Linked DNA regions of Homo sapiens: region 1 is linked to region 2. The links are chromatin loops, found by intact Hi-C in ENCODE. Cell type or tissue: heart right ventricle. All regions are shown on one strand.

Region 1 (5,000 bases), 58 kb after region 2:
AGGATAATCGTCTGATCAGTGAGCAGAAACTAAGGACATTGGCCTAGGAGTGGGGAGGAGGGAAGCACCTGGGTGGTGCGGCTGCTGGATTCAGACGACACCCCACAGAGAGGACTCCCCACTCCCCTTGGCAACTCTTGGCAGTCCCAGAAGGCACAGCAGCTGACTCCTCCAGAGTAGGAACAAAGCTCTAGCAAACAGGGATCCAGCCAAAGGCCAGCCAAGCTGGCACTTCCAACAGGTCCACAATGAAACAGCGATTCAAGGAAGAGGAGGGTCATTGCACCCAAAGCCAGCCAGCCTGCAGGTGGGGGGAGGTAGACAAGGTATCTTCTCCCTCAAGCTGACCGACAGGCACTTGGCCTGCATGAGACATGCAGTCTATCACCTTCACCACGTACAGCCTGCCCAGTGGGAACCACAACGGCTCGGGGTGATCTGGCACCCTCAGGTCACTGCACACTTCACGGTTTCCCCCTACCCCATGTAGGCTCAGTGTGGACCTCATGGCCCAAACTTAGAGCAAAGTGACCGTCCCCTCCCCTCTGAGAAAAGTATGACACATCTGATCCTCAACTAACCGGACTTTAGTTTTAAGCCTCTCTTTCAGAATAGGTAGAAATGAAAAGCAGGGATCCAAACAAAGAAACGAAATAATTGGGTGAATTTCTCCGGTTGACCTAGCCTCACACTCAGGGTCTCTTTCTTCTGATCCTTCTAATAAACTCAGGGGAGTGCTGAACACTTTAAGAGAAAAAGCAGTAGAAGGCTTTGCCTTCGTGTGCAAAGATGAGATATCATGGGCATTAAATGTGATTGCGGAGAAAGGAGCAATCATGGACCAAAACCCTGTCAATTCCCAGGTAAATAAAGCCTCACATCAACAGCAAAGGGTGCAGCCAATAGGGCAGGGGTACAGCGTCCTTTCCCACGGCTGGGTAAACTCAAAGGAATGTTTGCGGATTACAGGTTAAAGTGTACGCTTTTTTGAATGCTCTGTTTCAACCACTACTCTCTCTCTCATCCAAAAGCAGTGTCAGCAACCTCACCAGACACATGCCACCTGCCCCTTCACCTACTTCAAACATCTGATGTAAGAATAATAAATTGCTGCAGAGGCCACTGAAATCCAAAGCGGCATGGGGGCTGGGGCACTGCTCAGACACACTAGGTCCAAGGTTCAATCCTCTTTGTTGCCAGCTATTCACGACCTCGTGTGCAAACGAACAAAGCCTTTCAGATGGCATTCATCCAACTCACTTGCAGGCTGATGGTACAAAATCTTTATCTGTGATGGGAGGTGGCGGGGTGGGTAGGGGGTTGCAACATGCAAGAGCTTCCAGAAGGAGAGAAAGGACCTGAAAGGCTGCTGATTTGCAAGCCTGACTTGGTTTACGTGGAGGGAAATGACAGGAACACTTACAAGACACTTTGCCAGAGCCCCAGGCCTTCTGTCCCATGGGGCATCTCCAGTTCCGTGGCCCTGACCAGCTGCTTCCACTCTTGTGGATACCAGGCTCCCTGGAAGAGTCTCAGGTCAAGAGAGGGAGCCCAGGCTAAAAAGATTTTGCAGGTCATAGTTGCTGTGCATAAAGTTTGGCAAAGTGCCTCAGGAGGCCTCCCTCTTACTTCTATGTTTAGCTTTTTTCCAAAATAAAAGTTAATGTTTTCATGCCTTAGTTTCCCCATCTCTGAGAAAAGACAGTGCATATATAATGTAATCAGGTCTAAGCTCCAGTCTCTCCAGAATCCTACAACCAACTGCTGTGTTCAGGCCTTATCTACAGACTAGAGAACTGCACTAGTTCCTGGCTGGAACCTCTGGCCTCATCTCCCCACGCTACTCATCCCTCACACAACACGAAATGCCCCCTTCATCCTGCCCCCCTGCTACCCGGGCCTCCCGAGGGCTCTCTGTGTTCCACCACGCCCCATGCAAACATTTCCCTTTCAATGCCTCTGGAGTCACAGTTCATCCTACCCATTCAACCTGATCTGTGCTCAGTTCTGGCCTGTTCCATGACGGTTCTCCACATACAACAAGATCCTTCTCACTTCCCTGACTTGGCTTATGATTTTTTTTCTCTGCTTTTAAATTAAAAGTATAATTTACATACAGTAAAATTCACTCTTCTTAGTATCCAGATCTGGGAGCTTTGACATCTGCATATAGTCATGCAACCACCACCACAATCAAGATATAGAACAGTGCCACCATCCTCCAAAACTCCCCTGAGTACATTTGTAGTTAACTCTCTTCTCCAGCCCCTGGCAATCCTTGATCTGCTTTCTCTGTAGTTTTGCCTTTTCCAGAATGTCATATGAATAGAAGTATACAGTATGTAGCCTTTGGACCTGGCTTCTTAATGCACATAATGTACAGAGATCCATCCACATTGTGTGAACCGTGCTTGTCTCCTTTCCACTGCAGGAGGTATCCCGCCACATGCTGCATTCCACCATGTACGCAAACCACAGCTTGTTCATCCATTCCCCAGTCGTGGGACAGTTACGTAGTTTCCAGTTTTGGCAAATATGAATAATGCCATTATGAATCCCAAGAGCACATAAATTTCCATTTCCCTTGGATAATATCTAAGGGTGGGATTACTGCGTTGTATGAGAACATGTGTTTAGCTTTATAAGAAACTGCTCAACTATTTTCCAAAGTGGTTGTACCATTTTGCATTCCCACTGGCAAGGGATAAGAGTTCCAGCTGCTCTATGTCCTTGCCAGTACTTGGTGGCATTTTTGCTTTTTTTCCCCCCAAAGCCACTCCCCTAGGTGTATAGTGACATAATGCAGCTTTCTATAAGTTTGCTATAATGGTGCTTACGACACGCCAGGTATCATGCTCAATGGTTCACACACATCTCAATTAATGCTCACTCAATACTACACAGTAAGTTCCAATGTTTTCTCTGCTTTTAAATGCATCTAAACTGAAGTGGCATCTGAACCAAGGTCAAATGACCACAGTACACGAGGCCTTAAATGAGAGCCCTCCTGGGATGGTCTTATTTACTCCTGCAGGGATTCTCCACAATTCTCTCAGGCTCTGACTCAATGTTACCTCTTTCGTGATAGTTTCTCCAAATCAAAACATAATACAGCCCAGTCTGACCTTGCCTCTTACTGCACTTGATCAGCTCTCTAATGATAGAACCAAAGTATTTTCAAAACAGTTGATGTTTCTTATCTCCCAAACAAGACGGCTAGCTTCCTCAGGCCAGAGGATCTGTCTCCCCAACATTTCATCTTCACATTTTAGGGACTGACTGAAATGAATCAGAGTGTGTAGACAGTGTTCTGACATCAAAGGATGAGATGTGCTATTAAAAAAAACCACCACCAACTTGCTTACCATGGCCCCGAGTTCCACATTGCTTTCTAAAGCCACAACCTGCAGGTTACATTCTGCCCCTGCATTAGAAAGTTAAGCAAATTTAACTGCAGAAAATGTGATAGTTTAAGGGCCAAAAAAATAAATTGATCCGTGACAAACGATAATAAAATATCCAGCATCTAGGAAGCATGTTGAAAATGCTGGCAACTTTATGAAGGAATAATCAATTTTAGGAAACGAACGTTGAAGGTAAAGAAACGCAAAAAGGAGTCTCTTGAGTGAACTCACCAATGAATATATCCTACCAAGGACAAGCTGACTTCCCTAGGATGACATTGCAAACCAGTGTGGAAGCCAGAAACAGGCCTAAAATGACACGGTGAACTTCAGCCATGTAACCAGCCCAATATGTACAATGCAAGGAGTTTTCTCCCCAAGATTCAGGATCCAGGTCTTTGCTGTAAAACACACACACACACACACACACACTCTCTCTCTCTTTCTCTCTCTCTCTCTCTCTCTCCCTCGTCTGCTCCCCCATCCCAAAACCGCACCGTCTCCAGACATCAACCCCAGAAGGTCATCACCACCCAGAGGCCAGGTCTACGTGGTATTCCACTTGTATCTAAAATCAATGACTCTCTCTTCTCTTCCCCACCCTAAAAACACAAAAGCTTTACTCTTCTATCACCCACCCACAGACTGAGCCCCATGACCAGGACACAGTCTCTCCCACCCAGACAGAGCCCACCACACAGGCCCTTAGCACTGATCCCATGGTTTTCCTGATCTGACACAATAGTTCCCTCCCCTCTCCATGTGGCAAAATCACTACAGAATTAGTCCTTTTAAAGCAAGGCTTTTGTCCTCCACTCAGAACTCCTGAGTGAACTGGAGGTTGACGCCGAATGTCTTAGCGACCCTCAGAGTGCCCTCACGACCTGGCCCTCAATCTAATCTCTCTCTTCCAGTCAGGATGGGCCATTTGTGATCTTCTGTGGGGTCCTTTGTGCTATGCACTTGGGAGCCCAGTTTTGGGGTTATAATCACTCTTTCTCTTAGAAATGGTCTTCAAATGACAAAAGCTCCAGTCCTCACAAAACCTAGCTCTGCCCATGGGACTGTCCTGGGAGAGTCCTGCCCTGTCCCTCCCAGCCCCAAAGGAGGAGACCCTGTCCTGATTCAGTCATTCCTGATCTGTTTTGGAAGATCCTGAAAGAAGCTAAAATTTCTTTATCTTGACCCTCTCTGAATAAGGCAGTTTTTAAAACAGCTACAGGTTGAATTGTATTCCAATTTTCAGTTCAAGGACAGCCAGCTGAAATGATGACCGGGATTAAGAGATGAGCTATAATTAGGGAGAGGCCGGTCTCTCCCGGAGGTCAGCGGCTGCAGGCAGGGCCCACCTCCGAGCGAAAACCTGCAGGGAGCCCTAGGCAGCCAACGAAGAACAGGGCGGGCAGGAGCCAGCACAAGGGCTCTCACAACCCCATGCAGGCCCCAAACGGTGACTGCCTCAGGACTTCCGCTCCACAGATGTGAGAGAAAGTGACGCTCTCACACAGAAGGGAAACCGAGGACCTGGGAAATACTTCCGCAGAAAACTGCACGCGGAAACGGGGTGGGGGGTGCATGCGGCGCGGGGCAGCCTCA
Region 2 (5,000 bases):
TCACGGCAACAGGTTTCTCTGCTTCTGGCCTTGTATTTCCCACCCCACCCCCAGTAAACCTGGTCTTATCACAGCAACCTTTTAAAAAACTGACCCTTTAGAGGCCTAATTCAGGTCATGCTGTTCCTCTGCTCCCAAACCTACAATGGCTTCCATCTCACTCAATGGCTGCTACAGTTTGAATGAGTCTCTTCCAAAATTCAGGTGTTGCAACTTAACAGCCAATGTAGTGGTGACAGAACCTTTAAGAGGTGATTAGATAATGAGGGCTTTTCCTTTGTGAAAGGAATGAAGACCCTTTAAAAGGGCTTAATGAAGGGAGTTTGTCCCTTTTTTGCCTTTCTGCCTTCTGCCATGTGAGGATACAGCATTTGTCCCCTCTGGAAGATCCACTGTTCTTGGCGCCATCTTGAAAGCAGAAACCAGATTCTCACCAGACAATGTGAGCCCTGCCAGCTTAAAGATCTTGGACTTCCCAACCTCCATACTATAAGAAGTAAACTTCTGTTCTTTGTAAGTTACCCAGTCTCAGGTATTTTGTTATAGCAGCACAAAACGGACTATGACAGAGACAAAGCCAATGCCCTTACCATGCGCCTCCAGGCTCCTAGGGCTTGGTGCCTTGACTCCTCTCAGACCTCACCTCTTTCTACTCTTCCTCATGGCCACCTGCCTAGCGACTCTGGCTTCCTGCTGTCCTTTAGATAGGCCTGGCACACTACCTCTTTGGGGCCTTTGCCCTTGCCACCTCCCCTGATGAGAACTCTCTTCCCAGTTATTCAAACGCACACTCCCTCGTCCCTTCCCTCAGGTCTTTGCCTAAACACCTTCCTGTCAGTGAGATCTTCCCTGATCACCTGTTTAGTACTAAAACCCTTGACTCTTTCACACTCCTAACCTCCACCGCTTTTTTTTTCTCTTCTGTATTTAACATGCTTTTTAAAAACCACATAATTAATGATTTATTTTATTGTTTTCTCCCCCATCCTCTTAATGTGAGCTCTATGACGGCAGAGTTTTTTTTTAATGTTTTGTTCACAGCTGTTTCCCCAGTGACCAGAAAAACACCTGTCATGTAGTTAGCACTCAAATCTTTGCTAAATAAATGCATAAATCCAAGAATAAAAATAAATCTTCAGTGAATATAAAACTTTAAATCCAAGTACAATATTCCTATTGGGATATTTCCTTTTTTAAATAACTTGAATTTCCAAAGAGGTGTGGATTTTCTCACATTATTGTCAGATGAAGAAAATCATGGCTTATTCAATATAGTTAAGATAGTCGTTACTATAAAAGTCTGAACTTTAAATTTTACAGATGGCAGTGGAGATTATGGGCCCTCATAGGTTCTACCATTAACATTTAACAACTCCAGAGTACAGGCCAGGCATGGTGGCTCATGCCTGTAAACCCAGCACTTTGGGAGGTAAAGGCAAGAGGATCACTTGAGGTCAGGGGTTTGAGGCCAGTGTGGGCAACATAGCAACACCCCATCTCTACTAAACAATTTTTTAAATCAGCTGAGTACAGTGGCGCACACCTGTAGTCTTAGCTACTCAGGGGGATGGCTTGAGCCCAGGAGTTTGTTACGGTGAGCTATGATCACATCTCTGTACTCCAGCTTGGGCAACGGGGTGAGACAACTCCAAAGTATATGTGAATTGTCAGTTACACCAGTGAACAGATCGGTGTTTTGACTTAATAATGAATGTACCATAAACTGACAATGCTGCTTCTTTTAAGTTCATTAGAAACATCACAAGTAATCTCCGAAACCATATTCAAGTGAAATACGTAGCCTAAATGACAAAAAAAGTTAAAATAAATTTTACAGTATTTTGACTGTTTCCTAAAATATACAAAACCCTTCCACTGAAAAAGAAAGTTGTTCTTTCAGTTTCATGGTTCCACGACGGGGGGCAAAGTGATGGGTTTTAAATGGATAGTTGAAGTAGGACAGTTTGTTAGGACTCGAAGATTGATCTCATTTATCAAGCAAAACTCTGTTGACTCCATTTTTCCTGGTCTAATTTCTTTCTGAAATAGGTAGGATCACTGCTTCACAGCTATTTCCACAACTGTTTTTGGTTCTATGATAAAACAATCCAATACCATCTCAGTGTGACAGAGGCATTCACATACTGGAAGCTGAAAGTCTGCCAGCCATGTCACACACATTTTGAGAGCAAAGTGTAACAAAATAACAGTTCATTCTTTACTTAAAGCTGATATATATACAAGCCACTAGTCACTATATTAATGTCCTGAATTTGTGTAATTAATGTATGTAGTTTATGTGTACATCTGAGCCTAATAAAAATGCTGTAAGACAGGCCAGGCAAGCATGATTATTGTTTTACAGATAAGAAACCCAGGGTTTACAGAGATTATTTTAACCTCAGTCTGGGAGCTAACAGCTGGTTGAGCTATTAATAAAAGCAACACATCCCAACTTCAAGCCTGTATTTCCATTTACTCTCCTTCGAGATAGACATTATTGCTCAGGGCAAAATTTATAAACTGCCAAATTCAGAGTGGATTTGAATTCCAAATAAAACACTCAGGTGTTTTTCCTGCTTCCAGTGACAGTAAAGTTCCTTGCTGTAGACCAACCTACTCACTAAAAGCAACCAGAAATTCGGGATGAAATACACTGAAGAATCTATTTGAAGGCACTAGAGAGCTAGCAAAGCAGCCAGGTGTGAGGTCAGGTTTCCAGAAAGGAGAAGCACCTAGAGAGGAAGGCCAACATTCTCTGATCCTCTTCCCCTCAAACGGCATAGAGCCAAACGGCCGACTGAGCCGAGCAGAAGCGATGGTCTTGTAGGTGCAGAGCCAAGTGAAAGCTTCTGGAGGTGCTGTGGAGCTGTGGAGGCCAGAAATGGACTTCAGGGCTTGCTGAGGAAACTGGGCTCTGATACATATCCCAGACTTCCAGGTCGAATCCCACAGGGCTACTTCCTAGTGGCAAAAGAGAACTGGAAACTCACCAGCTCTCTCACAAAAGACCGAAACCCAGCTTTATACCAGCTCAATTCCAGACTTGATTAAGGTGACCTGCCCTATTTTAACTGCCTGCCAGAGAACAAAACTAAATCCTCTTTGGAGGAAAAAGTCAGTGAGAGCCCTGAAATATCTCGGTATTTATTCATACACAACAAAACACAATCACTGAAATGAAGAATTCAGCAGTGGATTTAAAAGCAGACTAGACAGAGCAGAGGAAAGGATCAATGAACAGGAAGCAGGCCAACAGAAATATATCCAGACTGAGACACAGGGAATCAAAAAGAATAAAAAGTACAGAAAAGAGCTTATGAGGGACAGAGGAAACGCAGAATTATCTAACAAAGATGAAATTAGGGTCTCAGAGGAAGAGGAGACAGAACTGCAGCATGGCAAAACTGACAAGGCATGAAGCTCAAGAGTCAGGAAATTCCACAAATCCCAAACAGGTTCAGCACAAGGAAAACAACTGCTAGGCATATTATGGCAAAATTGCTGAAAAAAAGAAATATCTGAAAAGGCAGCTGGAAGGAAAAGTCAAATGTCTTCAAAAAGAACAAGACTAACGGTAGACATTTCGCCAGAAACAACAAAAAACAGAAGACAACTGAAAGACAACGTAAAGGTGCTGACAGTCACTGTCAACCCAGAATTTCACAGTCAGTGAAAAGACTCTTCAAAAACAAAAGTAAGCCGGGCGTGGTGGCTCACACCTGTAATCCCAGCACTTTGGGAGGCTGGGGTGGGCAGATGGCTTGAGGTCAGGAGTTCAAGACCGGCCTGGCCAACATGGTGAAGCCTAGTCTCTACTAAAAATACAAAATTGGCCAGGTATGGTGGTGGGTGCCTGTAATCCCAGTTACTTGGGAAGCTGAGGCAGGAGAATCACTTGAACTGGGGAGGCGGAGGTTGCAGTGAGCTTAGATCACACCACTGCACTCCAGCCTGGGCAACATGAGCGAGACTCCGTCTCAAAAAAAAAAAAAAGTAAAGTTAAGATGTTTTCAGACAAACAAAAGGATACAATTCATTGCCAACATACTGGGACTAATAGAAATACTAATGAAATACAGAAGGAATATGGTCTTAGGTAGAAAAATAGAAATATAAGAAATGAGGAGCAATGGGAATATAAATATGTGAATAAATCAAAAGGATATTTACTGCATAAAACAATAAAAGATATCCTATAGAGTTTATAAAGAAAGAATTAAGCTAAATGACAACAAGAGCACAAAGGGCTGAAGGTAAGTGGAAGGTAAATTATTAGAAGGTCTGTGCATTGTCTAAGAAGTAATAAAATTATTCATTTACATTAGGCTCTACATGTGGACTTACTAGTCAAGAATTTAGCAAACCAACAGAGAAGAAAAAACGTAGGAGGATGCAAGGGAAAAAGAAACACAAAGCAGGTGGAACTAAGAGAACACAACCAGTGAGATGTTGGTGTTAAACCCCAATAAACTAGTACTTACATTAAATGTAAAAGAACTAAATACACCATATAAAAGATAAAGATTGTCACAGCAGATGAAAGTCCAAAATCCAACTATAGGCTACTTACAGAAGATACACTTTAAATATAAGGACATAAAAAGTTTGAAAGTGAAAGCATGGGAAAATGTATACCATGCAAAAACATGAAACCAAAGAAAGATGGTGCAGCTCTACTGATATTGTAAAACAAGAAGCATTACCACTGACAAGAAGTGCATTTCATAATGATAAAAGGGCCAGTCTACTAAGAAAATAACAGAAACTCACAAACAGGTCTAAAATAGAAAGAACAGAGCTCTGTTGTAAATGGTCTAGAGGTGGTTAGGTTATCCTTACTAGGCTACGTAATTGCCTGTTTCCTTGTCTGCCTCTCCGGGAAGACTACAGTTTCTTGACAACAAAGACGATCCTCATGGTCATCACTGCATTCCCAGGATGATGGCAGAAAGAAAAGACTAAAGAGTAAAGAAAGCAAATCACACAACTCATTTAGC

The links. A loop is a pair of places that touch in the nucleus more often than their neighbours do. Peaks named below come from ENCODE experiments on the same cell type or tissue, not always from the same donor. Only the 100,000 strongest peaks of a DNase experiment are listed, where the experiment ranks them.
Region 1: it touches region 2 in a loop (3-fold over the local background); 6 of 110 quality-filtered maps call a loop at or near these places.

Annotation. Positions count from the first base shown.
Region 1 is chr1:230,155,081-230,160,080 of GRCh38, reverse strand. The region is part of intron 1 of GALNT2 (polypeptide N-acetylgalactosaminyltransferase 2); the gene reads right to left. Among named protein-coding and RNA genes, the nearest start is that of GALNT2, 90 kb to the right of the region's middle. In heart right ventricle, no CTCF peak of the experiment used is centred here; DNase peaks (open chromatin) are centred at 1,420 and 1,880; H3K27ac peaks cover 1,110 bases.
Region 2 is chr1:230,213,112-230,218,111 of GRCh38, reverse strand. The region is part of intron 3 of GALNT2 (polypeptide N-acetylgalactosaminyltransferase 2); the gene reads right to left. Among named protein-coding and RNA genes, the nearest start is that of GALNT2, 150 kb to the right of the region's middle. In heart right ventricle, CTCF peaks have their summits at 2,648 and 2,855; a DNase peak (open chromatin) is centred at 2,861; H3K27ac peaks cover 2,239 bases.